Linked DNA regions of Homo sapiens: region 2 is linked to region 1. Evidence: chromatin loops called from intact Hi-C (ENCODE). Cell type or tissue: Caco-2. All regions are shown on one strand. Links, peaks and the distances in the headings refer to the core of each region. The heading gives the core; the rest is flanking DNA.

What was found. A loop is a pair of places that touch in the nucleus more often than their neighbours do. Peaks named below come from ENCODE experiments on the same cell type or tissue, not always from the same donor. Only the 100,000 strongest peaks of a DNase experiment are listed, where the experiment ranks them.
Region 2: it touches region 1 in a loop (5-fold over the local background); 2 of 110 quality-filtered maps call a loop at or near these places.

The regions. Positions count from the first base shown.
Region 1 is chrX:135,106,969-135,117,126 of GRCh38, forward strand. No RefSeq gene overlaps it. Among named protein-coding and RNA genes, the nearest start is that of ETDB, 8.5 kb to the right of the region's middle. In Caco-2, for the core only: a CTCF peak has its summit at 5,340 (motif pointing right); no DNase peak of the experiment used is centred there.
Region 2 is chrX:135,472,136-135,482,293 of GRCh38, forward strand. No RefSeq gene overlaps it. Among named protein-coding and RNA genes, the nearest start is that of INTS6L, 43 kb to the right of the region's middle. In Caco-2, for the core only: no CTCF peak of the experiment used is centred there; a DNase peak (open chromatin) is centred at 5,626.

The sequences.
Region 1 (10,158 bases), core at 871-8,870:
TGGTTTTGATTTCCATTTCTCTGATGATTCGTGATATTGAGCATTTTATAATATTTGTTGGCCACCTGTATGTCTTCTTTTGAGAAGTGTCTGTGCATATCCTTTGCCCATTTTTAATGGAGTTATTTGTTTTTTCTTGTCAATTTAAGTTCACTATAGATTCTAGATATTAGGCCTTTCTTGGATGCATAGTTTGTGAATATGTTATCCCATTATGCATGTTATCTGTGTTTTTTTTTTCTCTATTGACAGTTTCTTTTGCTGTGTAGAAGCTCTTTAGTTTAATTAGGTCTTATTTGTCCGTTTTTGTTTTTGTTGCAATTGCTTTTGGGGACTTAGTCAAAAATTCTTTGCCAAGGCTGATGTTGAGAAGAGTATTTTTTAGGCTGTCTTCCAGGATTTTTAGAGTTTGAGGTCTTACATTTAACTCTTTAATTGATTTTGAGTGAAATTTTATATATAGTGAAAGGTAGGGTTCCAGCTTTAGTCTTCTACATATGACTAGCCAGCTATCCCAGTACCATTTATTGAATAGGGAGCCCTTTCCCTATTGCTGGTTTTTCTCGGCCTTGTCGAAGATCAGATGGTTGTAGATGTGTGGCCTTATTTCCAAATTTTCTATTCTGTTCCATTGCTGTATGTGTCTGTTTTTGTACCAGTACAAAAAGCTGTTTTGATTTCTGTGGGTATATAATATAATTTGAAGTTGGGTAGTATGATGCCTCCAGCTTTGTACTTTTTTCCTAGGATTGCATTGGCTATTCAGGCTCCTTTTTGGCTTCATGTGAATTTTGGAATAGTTTTTTTTTCTAATTCTGTGAAGAATGATGTTGGCAGTTTGATATGAATAGCATTGAACCTGTAAATTGCTTTGGGCAGTATGGCCATTTCTATATTAGTTCTTCCTACCCATTAGCATGGAATTTTTAAAAATTTATTTATGTCATCTCTGATTTCTTTCATCATTGTTTTGTAGTTGTCCTTGCAGAGATCTTTCACCTCCTTGGTTAGCTGTATTCTTAGGTATTTCATTTTCTTTGTAGCTATTGTAAGTGGGTTATGTTCTTGATTTCACTCTCAGCCTGGATATTGCAGGTGTGTAGAAATGCTCCTGAGTTTTGTACAATGATTTTGTATCCTGAAACATTACTAAAGTGATTTATCAGTTCTAGGATCCTTTTGGCACAGTCTTTAGGGGTTTCTAGGTACAGAATCATATAGTCAGTGAAGAGAGATAGTTTGACTTCTTCTTTTGCTATTTGGATGCCTTTTATTTCTTTTTCTTGCCTGATTGCTCTAGCTAAGACTTCCAGTACTATGTTGAAAAGGGGTGGTGGGAGTGGGCATCCTTGTCTTGTTCCAGTTACCAAGGAGAATGGTTTGAGCTTTTGCCCACTCAGTATGAACCTGGCTGTGGGTTTGCCATAGAACCTTATTATTCTGAAGTTTGTTCCTTCAATGCTTAGTATGTTGAAGGTTTTCATCATGAAGGGAAGCTGGATTTTATTGAAAACTTTTTGTACATCTATTGAGATGTTCATATGATTTTCCTTTTCATTCTGTTTATGTGGTGAACCTTGTTGATTGATTTGCATATGTTGAACCAGTCATGCATCTCAGGAATGAAGCCTACCTGATCATGGTGTATTAACTTTTTGATATGCTGCTAGATTTGGTTTGTTAATATTTTGTTGAGGATTATTGCATCTATGCTCATGAGGGATATTGGTCTGAAGTTTTCTTTTTTCATTGTGTCTCTGCCAGATTTTGGTATTAGGCTGATGTTGGCTTAATGGAATGAGTTAGAGAGGAACCCCTCCTCCTTGATTTTTTTTGGAATAGTTTCACTAGGATTGATATTAGTTATTCATTGCACATCTCATAGAATTTGGTTATGAATCCATCTGGTCCAGGGCTTCTTTTGGTTGGTAGATTCTTTATGACTGATTCAATTTCAGAAGTTGATATTGGTCTATTCAGGGTTTCAATCTCTTCGTGATTCATTCTTGGGAGATTGTGTGCTTCTAGGAATTTATCCATTTCCTGTAAATTTTTAGTTTGTATCCAGAGAGTTGTTCATAGTCATCTCTCAGGATCTTTTGTGTTTCTGTGAGATCAGTTGTAATATTGCCTTTGTCATTTCCGATTGTACTTATTTGGATCTTCTCTTTCTTTGTCTTTGTTAATATAGCTGGTGATCTATCAATCTTATTTCGTTTTTCAAATAACCAACTCTTGGTTTCATTGATCTTTTGTATGTATTTTTGCATTTCATTAAGTGCTTCTCTAACTTTAGTTATTTCTTGTCTTCTGCTAGCTTTGGGTTTTTTTTTTTCAAGTTCCTTTAGGTGCAAAGTTAGATTGTTAATTTGAGATTCTTCTAACTTCTAGCATTTAGGGCTATAAAGTTTCCTCTTATTAACACTGGTTTGGTTGCATACCAGAAATTTTTGATGTGTCCCAATTTTCATTAATTTCAAATAATTTTTAAATTTCTTCATTAATTTTGATGTTCACCAGGGATTTATTCAAGAGTAAGTTATTTAATTTACATGTATTTTTGTAGTTTTGAGAGATATTCTTGATATAAATTTATATTTTTATTGCACTGTGGTCCAAGAGTTTGGTTGGTATGGTTTTGATTTTTTGAATTTATTGAGACTTGGTTTTATGACCAAGAATGTGGTCGATCTTAGAATATGTTCCATGTGCAAACGAGAAGAATGTACATTCTGTGGTTGTTGGGTGGAGTGTTCTGTAGATGTTTATTAGGTCCAGTTGATCAAGTGTCAAGGTTACGTCAAGAGTTTTTTTTTTTTTCTGCCTTGATATGTGTCTAACACTATCAGTGGGGTGTTAAGGTTTCCCACTATTGTTGTATGGTTGTCTACATTTTTTCAGAGGCCAAGAAGAACTTGTTTTATGAATCTGGGTGCAGGTATATTTAGGACATATATATATATATACACACACACACACACACACACACATATACACACACACACACAGACACACACACACACACACATATATATATATATATCTCCAACATATATATCCAATGTTGGTGCATGTATATTTAGGATAGTTAAGGCTTCTGGTTTGATTATACTCTTTATCATTATGTGATGACCTTCATTATCCTTAATCTTTAATGGTTTAAAATCTGTTTATCTGACATAAGAGTAGCAACTCCTACCCTTTTTTGTTTTCCATTTGCATGGTTGATCTTACTCCACCTTCTTACTTTGAGCCTGTAGGTGTCATTACATGTGAGATGTGTCTCTTGAAGACAACAGATGGTTGGGTCTTGTCTTTTTATCCAGCCTGCCACTCTGTATCTTTTAAGCCATTTACATACAAGTTTCAAACTGATATGTTGGATTTTGATCCTAACATTGTAATGTTAGCTGGTTGTTATGTAGACTTGATTGCATAATTGCTTTACAGTGCCTGTGGGCTACATGATTTAAGTGTGCTTTTGTGGTAGCAGGTGTTGTTCTTTTGAATCCATATTTAGCACTTTATTAAGGATCTCTTGTAAGATTGGTCTAGGTGTACACTATTCCTTCAGCATTTGCTTGTATGAGAAGGATTTTATTTCTCCTTCATTTGTGAAGCTTAGTTTGGTGGGATATGAAATTCTTGGTTGGAATTTCTTTTCTTTAAGGATGCTGAAAATAGGTCCACAATTTCTTCTATTGTAAGGTTTCTGCTGAGAGGTATGCTGCTAGCCTGATGGGATTCCCTATGTAAGTGACCTGCCCTTCTTTTCTTTTTCTTTCTTTCTTTCTTTTCTTTTCTTTTCTCTTTTCTTTTTTTTTTTTTTTTTGAGACGGAGTCTTGCTCTGTCACAGGCTGGAGTGCAATGGCACGATCTTGGCTCACTGCAACCTCTGCCTCCTGGATTCAAGTGATTCTCTTGCCTTAGCCTCCTGAGTAGCTGGGATTACAGGTGCCCACCACCACACCTGGCTAATTTTTGTATTTTTAGTAGAGACTGGGTTTCACCATGTTGGCCAGGCTGGTCTCTAACTCCTGACCTCAAGTGATCCACCCGCCTCGGCTTCCCAAAGTGCTGGGATTACAGGTGTGAGCCACTGCACCCAGGCCTGCCCCTTCTTTCTAGCTGCCTTTAAGATGTTTTATCTGGCTGAGCACAGTGGCTCTAACCTGTAATCTTAGCACTTTGGGAGGCTGAGATGGGTGGATCACTTGAGCCGAGGGGTTAAAGACCAGCCTGGGCAACATGGTTAAACCCTGCCTCTACAAAAAATGTACAAACTAGCTGGGCATGTTGGGATATGCCTGTCATCCCAGCTACTCTGAAGGCTGAGATGGGAGAATCGAATGATCCTGTTAGGCTGAGGCTGCAATGAGCCATGATTGTGCCACTGCACTTCCAGCTTGGGCAACAGAGCAAGACCGTGTCTCAAAAAAAAAAAATTATTTGCATTGACCTTGGTGAATCCGATGACTATGTGCCTTGAGGATGGTTTTTTTGTATAGTATCTGACTGGGGTTCTCTGTATTTCTTGTATTTGTATATCAACCTCTCTAGCAAGATTAGGGAAATTTTTGTGGACTATATCCTCAAATATATTTTCCAAGTTGCTTATTCTCTCTCCTTCTCTTTCAGAAATGCCAGTGAGTCATACATTTGGTCTCTTTACATAATTCTATATTTCCCAGAGGTTTTGTTCTTTTTTTCTAATTAATTTTCTTTATTTTTGTCTGACTGAGTTGATTTGATGAACCAGCTTTCAAGCTCAGAGAATCTTTCCTCAGCTTGGTCTATTCTGCTGTTAATACTTTTGATTATATTATGAACTTCTTGTCGTGAATTTTTCAGCTCAAGGAGTTCAGTTTGGGTCTTTCTTAGAATGGCTATTTCATCATTCAGCTCTTGGATCATTTTACTAGATTGTTTGGCTTCCTTGGATTGAGTTTCAGTTTTCTCCTGGATCTCGGTGAGCTTCCCTGCCATCCAGATACTGAATTCCATGTATGTTATTTCAGACATTTCAGACCGGTTAAGAACCATTGCTGGGGAGCTAGTAAGTTCCTTTAGAGGTAAGCGGACACTGTGCCTTTTTGAATTGCCAGTGTTCTTGTGCTGATTGATTATTTCTCATCTGGGAAGGCTGGTGTTCCTTCAACTGTGGTGTAAGTTAAATATAGTCATCTGGCTTTATTTCTCGAGGTTCCCAGAGGTCTAAGGCTCTGTACAGAACATTTGTTTTTTGTTGAATTCTTGCCCTTGGTTTCTCAGTAGCGGGACAATCAGTAGTTTTTTGTTGTAGTTTGGGCTGCGATCCAGTAGATGGCACTTGAGAGCAATGGGCAGTAGACAGGCTCTTAGCCACATGACTCTTGTGTATCCTTGCATTTGCAGCTTTATACTGTGGTGCTGGGGGAGAGAGGTGGGTGACCTCCTCACCAAGTCCACTCCTGGGCCTTGGGGGAGCCACCTCTGATTACTAGCACTGTGCTCGTAATTTTGTTGCTGTCGTTGTTAGGTCTTTTGGGCTACAGGTCTCCCTTGGGGGAAGGCCTGGAAGGGAGATAGGCCACATCCTTACCAGACAAGCCCTGTGGAGGGAGGCATCCCTAGGCCCCACACCAGCCAGCAAACCTTTACAACTCACCTCTTTCAGTTTTCTGAGAGTGTGGGCTCCTCCTCTACTCAAGTACTAAGCACAGACCCCAGCTCAGCACTCCTGAGCTGTGGGCTGCAGCCTTGGTGCACCAGGACCTGCTCATAGCTCCCTCCTCCAGATCCTTGGGGTTGGGTTCCAGGTGCACTGGCAGATCCAAAGGACTCCCAGCCTGCCAGAACACACTCAGGTGGAGCAAAGCACCCAGGCCAGGCAGCTGAGGCTGCACTGTGTACACATTTCTGTGGGGTGGCCAGTCAGGGGCCCTGTGAGGGCACTGTGAGGGGCTTGTGGGCAGATAAGTCTGCAGGACAGACATGCCCCAGTCCCATGGGGTAGCAGGCCCTGCATTCTTCCTAGTAGTTAGCTGAGACCAGAGCCTCTCCAAAAGAGGTGAGCAGCCCTTGGGGGTGGATGCTTATGGCCAGGCTCCACTGGAGCTGTCCCATGCTCATAGGTCCCCAGCTTTGCACCCGCTGTAGCTCCCTCTCTGTCTAATCTCCAGAGAGATTCCCCTTCCAGCCCAAACATCCACAGAGGGTGGGGTCCCCTGCAGCTAGGATCCCAGAGTTCTGTGGCGAGAGTGGGCAGTCCCAAAGTCCCTTCACTCACCTTCCCCAGGCACCGTCTGGGGCCGAGAACCAGCCATAGTGTTTGGCACCTGTATTAGTCCATTCTCGCACTGCTATAAAGAACTATCTGAAACTGAGTAATTTATAAAGAAAAGATGTTTAATTGGATCATGGTTCTGTGGGCTGTACAGGCTTCTGCTTCTGGTGAGGCCTCAGGAAACTTACAATCATGGCGAAAGATGAAGGGGAAGCAGGCACATTTTCACATGCCTGGCAGGAGAGAGAGAGCATGAGGGGGGAAGTGCTACACACTTTCAAACAACCAGATTTCTTAAAACCAACCATGCTGGCGCCTTGATCTTGGACTTCTAGCCTCCATAATGCTGTGAAAATAAATTTCTGTTGTTTAAGACACCCATTCTATGGCATATTGTTATGACAGATGGAGTTGACTAAGACAACATGCCTTTCATTCATTCACTTATTCATTTATTTATTCATTCATTTATTCAACAAATATTTATTGAGTATCTGCTATGCACTAGGCACTGTGCTATGTGTTTTGTTGAGGACACTGAGGAACCAAACAAATGTGGTCCCTGCCCTCATGGAGCTGATTATTTAAAAGATACACATGAAAAAGATGATTATTTCAAGTTGTGAAAAGTGCCGTGGAGGAAAAGTACAGAGCACTATAGGAACATATACTAGGAAATTAACTGGAGTCACTTATAAGAGCAGTGAGTTGAAAATAACCTGCACAACCATGTAGTGGAGAATGGTTCAAGAAATATCAATTCATCTACTTGAAGGTTAATTACAAAGCCATTTAAATGTCCTTTTGTAAAGTATGAGAAATTGCTGGTGATTTAATGTTAAGGGAAAAAATGGATAAAAATTTGTGGGCCCAGTATGACTAAAACTATGGGGAGATAGAGGGAGAAAAGAGAGAGAGAGAGAGAGAGGTTAACTCCTCCCTCCTCCAAAATTTAGGCATAAAAGACAAAGAATGGAGGAAGAAATGGTAAGATATAACTACATTTATTAATTCATTAATGGTTTATTTTCTTTTTCTGCTGGTTGGGAACTTCTCTCATCCATTAAATCATAATGAATAATATACTTAATAATATATGTCATCTAAAGCAACTAATGCTATTATAAGTTTGGAGAAATGTTTGTCTAAACATTAGTAAAATATTCATTGGCAGAAGAGCTTTTGTAGCTTTAAGAACACCATTTTACTACACAAACCCTAAATTATCAAGTGATTCACCTACAAGTTATTGCCACAGCCTGAGCCCTGTCAACAGGTCACAAAACCAGGAAGAGGCAGAGTTGAAATGAGATCTCGTGTCTTCTGAGAAATACCCCTTCTGTTTAGAGCCATTCATAACATTATCATAAGTAAGGACAAATAGTGTTTAGAAAGAGGGAAGTGAAATATTCTGATTTGGTCTGACTCACCTTGAAACCAGACTCTTTCGCTAGATCTCCTGGAATTGCCCCCTACCTTACCTTTCTCTCATTCAATTATTCTTCAAATATTATTGAGTACTGACTATCAGACAGGAGTTTTTCTAGGGCTTGTAGGCATGACAGAGAACAACAACAACAATAAAACCCTTGCCCTCAAGTTGCTGATATGAAGGAAACAACCATAGGGAAAAAAGCCAGAGGAAATCCATGTGGAGGGAACAGTTATTGCAAAGGCACTGAGATAGATTCTCCCTAGTGATTGTTGATGAGGTCTTTGCTTCAGCCCTTCTTGGAGATTATACATATATATATATGAAATATATATTATTATATAATATATTATTATATATAATATACAATCTATTACTATATAAGTATTAATATATAATATACAATCTGTTACTATATAATGTATTCATATATAATATACAACCTGTTACTATATAATGTATTCATATATAATATAATATACAACCTATTACTATATAAGGTATTCATATATAATATAATATACAACCTATTACTATATAATGTATTCATATATAATATAATATACAACCTATTACTATATAATGTATTCATATATAATATAATATACAACCTATTACTATATAATGTATTCATATATAATATAATATACAACCTATTACTATATAATGTATTCATATATAATATAATATACAACCTATTACTATATAATGTATTCATATATAATATAATATACAACCTATTACTATATAATGTATTCATATATAATATAATATACAACCTATTACTATATAATGTATTCATATATATTATTATATACAACCTATTACTATATAATGTATTCATATATATTATTATATACAACCTATTACTATATAATGTATTCATATATTTTATTATATACAATCTATTACTATATAATGTATTCATATATATTATTATATACAATCATGTTACTATATAATCTATTAATATATATTATTATATACAATGTCTATTACTATATAATCTATTTATATATTATTATATACAATCATCTATTACTATATAATCTATTAATATATATTATTATATACAATATCTATTACTATATAATCTATTTATATATTATTATATACAATATCTATTACTATATAATCTATTAATATATATTATTATATACAATATCTATTACTATATAATCTATTAATATATATTATTATATACAATATCTATTACTATATAATGTATATCTATTAATATATATTATTATATACAATCTATTACTATATAATCTATTAATATATATTATTATATACAATCATCTATTACTATATAATCTATTAATATATATTATTATATACAATCTATTACTATATTACCATATAATCATCTATTAATATATATTATTATATACAATCTAATCTATTAATATATAATCTATTAATATATATTATTATTATATATAATATATAATAATATGTGTGGGCACTGGCTGCACCCTGCATGGATTTGTTTTCAGCTGTGATAGGGCAGCATTGAGTTCAAGGTAAAGTCCCCCACTTGCTGCACTCTCCCTCCCCAAAGTGCACAGACTCTCCACGCTGGTGGATGGAGGAGGGGTAGCATTGGTGGTTCCAGACTACCTCTCTTGCCCTGTGCAATGCCTCTTTCAGTGATATGAAGTTAAAACCAGGTGATGTGATTGCTCACCTAATTCTTGGTTCTTGTGGCAGTGTTTTTTGTGTGCAGATAGTCGTTAAAATCTGGTGTTCCAGTGAAGGGAGATGGGATGAGTGGTGTAGGTTTCTATTCTGCCATCTTCATCTATCCCCTGCCAAGGTGACTTTCCCTTCACCCAGTCAATGTGAATGTGTAGGAAACTTTCTTGTAACCATTAGAGTTACAACTTAGGTTCCACATGGTATTATAATCAAATTGACCTCATCTGTTATGATAAGATGGCTCACAACACTGTGTATGCTACCATGTGTTGGGCAAGGGTTTTATTCCTCTGATTAAAGCAACAGTGGTGGAACAGTAATGGAAGTAGAAAAAAGTGGTGAATTGATTTGATTCTTCTCAGTTTGTCCAACTAGATATATGCTTCTCTGCAGGGCTGTGTGTTCCAGAAGGCTGATACCATGGAAGACATCACCTTGGCTTCCTGGCTGTCTGGTTAGTGATTTGAGCAATGAGAGGCAGCAGCTAGAAATGAAAGAGTAGAAGAAGAGAGTGTCTCCTGACACTGTGTGCATGGTCTCCAGTCAGCCTCTGATTCCTGTGAGTCAGCTGCATCCAGATTCCCACCCCCTTCCCCGTCCCGAGAAGGTTACATTTGGCCGCCACTAAGATCTCCTGAGAAAAATCTCTTCAGAGGAATTTTGGCCAAATCTTCTCTCCCTCTCCTACAGCCACTTTCCTCCTGAATTTCTTCCTTGTGAGTGTCACTTCTGGAAACAAAAGTCAAGTTCTCTAGGTGA
Region 2 (10,158 bases), core at 906-8,905, 370 kb after region 1:
TATACATAATATATATAATAGTATATATATCATATATAGATAATATATACATATATTGCAATTCAATCCCAAAAGATGCTCGGTACACGCAACTAAGATACTTAAAACATATGTTAGATATTTGTTATCTGCTAGGACTTGTACCAAAAGCTTTCCTTTGATTTTGACAGATAGGTTGTGGTGAGTATTATTACTACTATTTACCAATTAGGAGATGGAGACTCAGGAATATCATCTACCTGCCCATGATCACAATCCGAGTGAGTGGTGGAGATAGGATCCACATCTGGGTCAATCTGACTCCAAAGCTATAATTTCCTTGTATCTCAGTTTCACAAACTTTCCCTTTCTTTTCATGGCAGAAGGGCCAGAAATTGGCAGAAGATGAAAGCAAACATATTTTTTGAAAGAGAGAAATGCAAAAAGTTTGCATAGTGGTGGAAAGTCTGGAATGGCAGGGTGAAACCCTCCATAAACTTGTTCCTCCTTAAAAAAATGCAAATACTGGCAAAAATTGTCACAATCAACTTTTTTAGAACTCTGGAAATTAAACAAAGGTTTGCAAGAATCTGAGAAGCTTTTATTAAACAAAAGCTGCTGAGTCTCAGTAAGAGCAGCAAGGCTTATGACTTTTTAACTTGAACTATCCCCATTCCTTTCTCCCCAGCTTCACAGAATCCTTAAAATCCAGCATCCTCAAAATCATGGCTGTGAAAACCATCAGGCTGAAAAAGGATTCCTCCTCCACAAAAAAAAGTCAAAATGTAAAAAGTCCAAATGTCCTTCCATTAGTAATGGTTATCTCTGAGTGTGGAGTGAGATTTGAGACTTGCTTTTTACTTTATAACACTTCTATACAATTAAATTATTATGAGTGTAACTTTTAAAATAAATGACACAATAAAGATAAAACAGGAAGAAATCATTTCTGAAAATGCTCTAATGAGTGAAGGATGGTAGATGGAAATTATACAGAATTGCTTATGACTATTTCTAATTTTAAAAGTATATAAAATATTGACTTTTTAAGTGTGGTGTTCTGTCTTTAACTTTCATTTTTTTCATTTAATGTTCATTGCAGCACTATTCACAATAGCCAAGATATGGAATCAACTTAAGTGCCCATCGATGGATGAATGGATAAAGAAAATGTAGTGCACATAGACAATGGAAAACTATTCAGCCTTAAAGAGGAGAAATCCTGGATCTGAAACAACATAGGTAGATCTGAAGGACATTATGCTAAGCTAAATAAGCCAAACACAGAAAGGCAAATACTGCATGATCTCATTTATGTGCAGAATCTAAAAAAGTCAAACTCATAAAAACAGAGACTAGAACAGTAATTATCAGAGACTGCCAGGTGGGAGAAATGGGGAGATGTTGTTCAAAGAGTACCAAGTTTATAAGGTGAATAAGTTCTGGGGATCAGGACCATGAATCTGGGGATCCGTTCCATGAACGGATCAGGATCTCTTCCAGGCCTTTGTCAATGCTGCTCTTTTCTGCTTGGAATGTCACTTCCCCTCTCAAACTCCTTGTCTAACTAACTCTTACTCATGTTTTATGCATTAAAATTATAGCATCACTTCTTCTTAAGTCCTTCCCTGCTCTCTAAAGTCTGGGTTAAGTTCCTTTCCTCTGAGCTCCCACAGATCTCTGGACCTCCTTCATATACCACTTATCATGCTGCAAAATGATTGCCTGTTCAGTTGCCTGTCACTTTCACCAGACAGCTATGGACTACCTTGTTCACCTTTGTGATCTAGCATCTCACCAAGATCATGGCATAGAGTAGGATCTTGTACCTACAGTATGTTTTCAAACGAAATCAATACAGCACTTTGTTGTAATACGACAATATGTAAATAAAAGAGCATGCTGTGTTCACGGGACAGAGATTGAATAGGCCTGACTAGAATAGAAGATGCAGAAGCATGCTAGGAGTTGTGGGAATTAAGGATGAGTGGGTGCCAGGATGAGGCCTGAAGGGAGGGTCTTGAAAGGCTAACAGATGAGTTTACACTTTCTGCTATTGGAAATCCATGGAGTCATTGAAAAGCTTAGTACAGGGGAGTGAGTGGTGTGTGTGATGTTGAAGGATCATTATTCTGGTATCAGTATGTAGGATGGATAGAAGGCAGGTATCACTGTGGTTATCCAGGCCAGCTAGTGATCATTTGGGCAGGAGAAATGAGGGCCTGGGCTAGGTTGGAGGTGGTAGAGTTGGAAAAGACTAGATGATGATAGTAAATTTTAAATGATCATCAACAGAAGCCTTGGAAAATCACCTCAGAATACATTTATAATAAATAAACAGATTATTGCAGTCTATTTTTCAAATTCAGATAAAATCAAGTTAAAATTTAAATCAAGTCTTGAAAATAGTCACAGATTAGGGTAATTGAATGTGGCTGCTAGGGAAGCCGATCTCACCACTTTACAGCCTCACTTCATGAACCTCAGGTAATTTTTATTTTTGGTGTGAGGGACTTATTCCCTCTCCAAGCCTCTGCACCCTCCATTCCATGAGTTCCAACATGGAAGAACTCCTAAAATCACCTCCCCAACTGGCCTTAAGTTAGGAATAATTCTGCTGACTTGATACAAGTTTTTTGTGTGTGCGTAATTCTGCTGACTTGATACAAGCTTGTGTGTGTGTGTGTGTGTGTTCAACTGTTCTTTCAGAGTAATAGCATCTAGAAACACAAAGCTGTTTTGGCAAGGTCCTTTATTTGATGGATGTCCTGAGCTGAAGAGTTGCTTAATACACACACATACATTCACGTGCACACACATGAATGTGCACACATGTATGCACATACACATTCTAAATAGAAAAAATGAATGAATTGAATGAGTTAGCCTAAATTAGAAGAATTTGCCATACAACATAGAAATAGAAGAACTCTAGTTTCTCTGCATAGATTAATGACAGTGAGTCCTAAAGCAATGCCAGTCAAAATAAGCTAGGAAGATATATCCAGAATGGGCATATAAAAGTTATTAGGAATATAAAACAGCATAGTCAATTGATATGTAGATTTAATTTCTTCATTTGATATTATATGGAACTCATTAGAGTGAGGTGTTTAAGAGAGCTGGTTTTGCAGTCAGTCAGACCTGGCTCAAGTCCTAGCCACCACTTGCTAGCTACGTGATCTTGGGTACTTTGGCCTGTTTACAACTCGGTTTCCTCAGATGTCAAATGGAGGTACATATAATACTAATTCCATACGTTTTTGATGAAGATTCAGAAAATAGATACAAAGAGGCTGATAGATGATAGTGCTAAATACATAATAGCTATTGTCCTTTAAATACAAATGTAAGGGTTTATGTCCCTTATTAGTAATGTTTTCTCAACTGGCCAGATGGAAGACCACCACAGTGGAGTCAGAGGATGATGATGGAGATTATTAAGAAGCCAGAGAGAAGAGTCTCCACTGAGGAATAGGTGAACTAGAGCCTTCATTACGCTAACGTATGTCTGAAGAACTTTATAATAATTGATTGGTACTGGCTGATCTTCTATAATAACATAGTGTACTTTCAAAAAGCTACCTATATTATGTAGTTACTGTGGAACTGAATGTGAAATTATGTTCAAAAGGCTTTTCTCTCTCAAATGTCCCTCTTCTGGTAATACTTCAAGATTTTGAACACCTGGGAGGCTGCTATTCAAGGAGTCATTCTTTTTTACTCTATTGCAGTCTTAAGAGCATTGTCTCTAGAACCAGACTACCTGGACTCAAATACTTGCTGTACTGCTTGATAGCTTTGTTGTCTTAGGAAATTTAATTAACCTCTCTGTTTCTTGGTTTCCACATCTCTAAAATGACAATAAAAATAGCACCTCCTTCATAGGATTGTTGTGAGAATTAAATGAGATAATCCCTATGCTACCATGTATTATTATGTTTTTATGTACATGTACTGTTTTCGTAACTAGATTGTAGCACATACCATTGAGAGAAGGAACTGTGCCCTATTTATCTTTGGAGTCAATGTCCATGGACATATGCTGTTGAGTATGAGGAAACTTAAAGTAATATTTTTCTTTAATACATAGATTTTCAAAGGCTACCAAAGGTGGTTTTAGTTGACATTTTCTATTTAGACTAAAAGTAGGTCCGTGAAATGGGTCATCTGCCACTCTAGCTTTATAAAGCAAAACCAGACAGTTCTCATATAATAATGGGTGTCTTAACTACACTTATAATCCAATGTGCAGCATAAAGTTTTTGCCTTTATTTTGAAGAAATCCCAAAAGATGAAAGTGATTTTTGCAAAGTAAAGGATTTCTGCTGTAGCTATGGTATTGTATGGGACTTTTAGGCTTGCTTTCTAAAGAGTCTTTTTCTGGAGAGCATGTAATTGGCCACATTTGGATCCATCCTGATTTGTTGCCTAGCGATGGCCAAAGGAAGTCACCCTATGGTGAACCACAAGTCTGTTTGCCATTTTGGTTTCACACAAAGTGGCTTTGTAGCAATGTTTAGCAAAAACAACACAGTGCTCATTCGATCTCAAAACAGTTACATTGGGAGGATTCTATATTCTGATTCCCTGGTTTGCTCTGGGGCGCCCTAGGACCACTGTAAGATTTGGTTTAAGAAAGGGTCCAGTGACTCCAATAAAACCCCCTAGTTACTTAGCATCACTCTCTACAAATCTGGGTTTTTCAGAAACTCCAGGGGGAACTGATGATTCTGTATACCCCTTCAAGATTTCCTAACTGGCTTCAGGGGTCTGGACTCAATTAGAGTCTACTCTCTTATCAACTCGTATCCTTCAGGCTCTTTGACAGCCTTACTCTCCATATACCTTGGATTAGTTTTCTAGGGCTTCTGTTACAAAATACCACAAAGTAGGTGGCTTAAAATAACATAAAAGTATTGTCTCACAATTCTGAAGGCTAGAAGTCTGAAAGTGTCAGCAGGATTGCATTCCCTCTGAAACCCCTAAGGGAAATTCTTCCTTGCCGCTGTTTTAGCTTTTGGTGGTTGGCTGGCAATTTTGGCATTCTGTGGCTTGTACATGCATCACTCCAATCCTTTGTCTTCACATAGTATTCTCCCTGTGTGTCAGTCACATCATCTTCTCTCTGTTGCATATCTGTCTGTGTCCAAATTTCCCCTTTTTATAAGGACATATATTATAAAATCATATTGGATTAGGGCCCATACTAATGACCTCTTTATGGATTATCACTGTAAAAACCCTATTTTCAAATAAGGTCACACTCTGAGAATGTGCCTGGGAATTAGGACTTTAATATATCTTTTTTGGGGGGATGGGGTGGAGAAGAACACCTCAACCCATAACATACCTGCTTCTTGTTGTTTTGGTTTGTTTTTTAAAATTCACCAGATTTCAGTTCCCTGGCCCTTCCATGTTGTTCTAGTCAATTAACCCTTATCTGTCTTTAATTCTTTCCTGATCTAGACTAGACCTGTGGTACATTATTCAATGACTCTATCCCCGTTATACTTCCATTCCACTTTCCAGAAAAACTCTAACCCTGGGTCAATTCGATTGCACCTGCCTTCTTTGTGCCTTCTTACTCTAGAGTTGCTGAGTGCTGCAAGAGGAAATCCTGCCACCATGTGGATGGGTGCCAGCCACTACACATTCATGATCTCCAATTCCAACTCAGTCCTTGGATGCTGTCCAGGGTCCTCCAGAGATACAGAAACAATAGGAGGGGTGTGTGTGCGTGTGTGTGTGTGTGTGTGTGTGTGTGTGTCAGGGATTTTAAAGATTGTCTAAAAATCTGTGGGGGCTGGAAAATCTAAATTCTGTAGGACAGACCAACAGGCTGGAGACCCAGAGAAGAATTGAGACAAGTTGATACATAAGATTAATCACCATATACCCTCATGCTCCACAAGAACTATTTGAAACATTCTCTACTCTTGTTAACCTTCAGTCATAGTAAAAAGGACTTTGATTCCTACTCTTCAGGGAAAATGGCCATTTTCAGTCAGGAAGTCCCTCACCTTTCTGCCTTCATGCCATTAAAAACCCACCCACCCCAGCCGTGATCCTTGCCTCCTCTCTTCCTGGCACAGAGGAAGGGAAGTCACTCCTAAACCCAGTCTCCCCATCTGTACTCTGGGTTTTAATTATCACTGCATTTTCAGAACCTATATGGTGTAAGGAATATGGTGGTCCTTCCTTAAGCATATGTTGAACGACTGAATGAATCCCTTCCTAAGCCCTTTCTTTCATTCTCCCCTCTTTCCCTCTATCCTCAACCTCTCCTTCCACTCTTTAATATTTCTCTGTAGTATTTAAACAAACTGAAGTCTTTACTACTATGGAATTGGCAACCTTGACCATGTTTCTTCTTTGCAAAATAAAAATTGTATAAAAATTGTATATATTTAAGATGTACAGTGGGATTATTTGATATATGTATACATTGTGAAATGATTACCACAATCAAGCTCATTAACATACTCTTCACCTCACATATTTACCCCTTCTTTTATATGTGGTGAGAACATTTAAGATTTATTCTCTTAGCACATTTTAAGTATACAATACATTTTTTGTTGTAGAAACGAAGTCTTACTATGTTGCTCAAGCTGGACTTGAATTCCTGGGCTCAAGGGATCCTTCCATCTCAGCTTCCCAAGTAGCTGGGACTACAGGCATGTGTCACCACACCCAGATTACAACTTATTATTATTAACTGTAGTCACCATGCTGAAGTGTTGATGGGGAGAGGAGAGGGAAAAGTGTTATGGGAGCACTTAAAAGGAAACATTTAGTTCTACCTATTGGAAAGGAGAGAATCAAAGAAAATAGAGACAGTGAGAGTTTGATTGTGTTGTAGACATCTATGTATTGTGCCTGCACCTAACACTCTCCTGGGCACATGGAAAGCACCCAGCAGTTGATTGTTAGTTCACCATTCTGTCTCTTCATCAGCTAGGCCATTTAACAGATTCATTTTGGCCAAGGAATGCTGTATTAGTTATGCTGTGGTAGCAACACTAAAAATCTCACTGTCTGACTACAACAAAATTTAATTTCTTGCTCTCATAAAATCCATTGCAAGTCCAGGTGACACTCTGAGGCAGCTTTCCTTCATGTGGTGACTCAGTGGTGCCAGTTGCTTTGATTTTGTGGCACCCGAAATCTCTATACATGCTTCCATAATCACTTCAGGCATGGGAAGAAAGAGTGGAGGGTCTCACTCAGACAATTAAATAACGTAATCATAAAATGTATCACTTTATCTCACAATTCATTGGCCAGAATAAGTCACATGGTCTGTCTCAATAGCAAAAGAGAATGGGGGAAGTGGAATCCCTCAGTGTGCTCAGAAGGAGGAGAACCAACTAGACTAACATTAGCTAAGTGAATGCTAAATTTCACTTAAATAGATTTATTTATGCTATGGACTAAACGTTTGTGTCACTCCCCAAATTCATATATTGAAATCTAATCACCAAGGTGATTATATTAAAAGGTCCTTGGGGTTGATTAGGTCATGAAGGATCTGCCCTCCTGACTGGCATTACTGGCCTTATAAATGAGGCCCCAGAGAGCTGCTGTGCTGCTTGCACCATGTGTGAAGACGTATAGAAGGCACTATCTATGAGGAACAGGCTCTTACCAGAAAGCAAATTTGCTGGTGCCTTGATCTTGGACCTCCCAGCCTCCAGGACTGTGAGCAATAAATTTCTACTCTTTATAAATTACACAAAATACTTTGGTTGGTGCAAAATACTTTAGGCTGGTGCAAAAGTAATTGCGGTTTTGGACCATGAATTTTGAATCATTATAACTAGGCTCAAACACATCTTTATTAATCAAAATAGGAACCATTACAATTGATATAGGATTTAAGAAGAAATTACTTAGGTAGATAGTAAGGGTATGGGAGTCCCCAATAAGGCTTTTCTTTTTAATGAAAAGCAGCCCCAAATTATTTTCCTTTCTAATGAAGAGCAGCCTGTAAAATTAAGCTGCAGACACAGATACCAGCAGTTGTGCCAATCATGTTCAAGACGGCAGCTCCATCTCCCCTTCTGTCAGCCACTGGTGTACAGTAAGAAGCAGACAAGATGGCACCGATCAACTGGAATACCCATTTGCATAATAAGATTAGGGTGGGGCGACCCTTCTCCCACGCACTATGTAGACGTCATAACTGATTGAACCAATCTGTGAGAGCTATGTAAATCAGACACTGCCTCCTCAAACTGGACTATAAAACTCAGCGCATTCGCATCAGCAGTCCTTTTTTTTTTCCTCTTGGAGACCCTCTTTTGGGCTTTCTCAACATGAGGAAGCTTTCTCTCTCTTTTCTTCTTTTTCTGTTAAACTTTCTGCTCCAAAACCCACTCCTCTTGTGTGTCTGTGTCCTGAATTCCTTCTCTACTGAGACCAAGAGCTAGGGTATATACCCTAGACAATGGAGCTGTTTCACAATCAACACATTTTTGCCAAAGAGAAATAAGTTTGTCTATTCCTGTAGCATAAAAATCCATGCTTTGGGATTCGATGAACTCTTGGAAAGTATTTTCTGCCTCCTGCTGGTTGTGGAAGCATTTTCCCTGCAAAAAGTTGTCGAGATGCTTAAAGAAGTGGTAGTCAGTTGGCAAGAGGTCAGGTGAATATGGCGGATGAGACAAAACTTTGTAGCCCAATCTGTTCAACTTTTGAAGCATTGGTTGTGCAACCTGTGGTCGGGCATTGTCATGGAGAAGAACTGGGCCCTTTCTGTTTACCAGTGCTGGCTGCCATCATTGCAGTTTTTGGTGCATCTCATCAATTTGCTGAGCACACTTCTCAGATGTAATGGTTTCGCTGGGATTCAGAAAGCTGTAGTGGATTAGACAGGCAGCAGACCACCAAACAGTGACCGTGACCTTTTTATGATGCAAATTTGGCTTTGTGAAGTGCTGTGGAGCTTCTTCTCCATCCAACCACTGAGCTGGTGGTTGCTGGCTGTTGTATAAAATCCACTTTTCTTTGCATGTCACAATCCAATTGAGGAATGGTTCATTGTTGTTGTTATGTAAAATAAGACAATACTTCAAAACGACGATTTAAAAATTTTCGGTCAGCTCATGAGGCAACCACTTACAGAGCTTTTTCACTTTTCCAATTTGCCTCAAATGCCAAACGACTGTAGAATGGTCGACGTTGAGTTCTTCAGCAACTTTTCGTGTAGTTGTAAGCGATCAGCTTCTATGATTGCTCTCAATTGGTTGTTGCCAACTTCTGATGGCCAGCCACTAAGTTCCTCATCTTCAAGTCTCTCGTCTCCTTGGACCACCACCACACTGCACGTTCGTTAACAGTTCCTGGGCCAAATGTATTTTTGGTGTTGTGAGTTGCCTCTGTTGCTTTACAACCCATTTTGAACTCGAATGAGAAAATCGCTCAAATTTGCTTTTTGTGTAACATCATTTCTATAGCCTAAAATAAACAGCAAGTAATAAGACATTAGCAAAAATAAATAAATAAATAATAAAAATAAACCGAGGGCCCATTAAAATGATGTCTAACATAACCATATTATTTAAGAATGTATTCCAATATTAAACCGCAATTTCCAACAATGCAAAAACCACAATTACATTTGCACCAACCTAATATTTTATTATAGCAGCCCAAACAGACTAAGTCAATTCATGATTATTTGTGCTAAGTCAGTCTGTTAGCTATTGTGTTGACAGAGGCAACTACTCAAATATTTGGGCTTAGATGCTTTTGTTACAGTTGTTTTCCCTGACTGGAAACTATGCCATCACCTGTTTAGTGTATTGAGCCAACAATACTGTCATCTGGCGAAACGATTACATTACTTTGAGCCACTGTATTATCGATGATGTCACCATTTGGAAAATGTGGTTTGTATATGTTGCGAATGAAACAAGACAAACAGCCAAGTGACAGATCCAGGACAGATCTACTATGCTCTGTAGGTCTTTCTTATCAGATGAAGATTTTCTTCATTTGTATCCTTTGATGGGCGATTCAGCTATTTCCTTGAATTAGGTTGTCGTGCAACTTAAGTCACATCCATTATCCAGCTCTATCTATATTTCCTATATACAAACTCTATGAAGTTATATACCAAACGTACATCTGGTGTGTGTTCCCAGAATGAGTGTCTAACATGCCAGGCCCTGA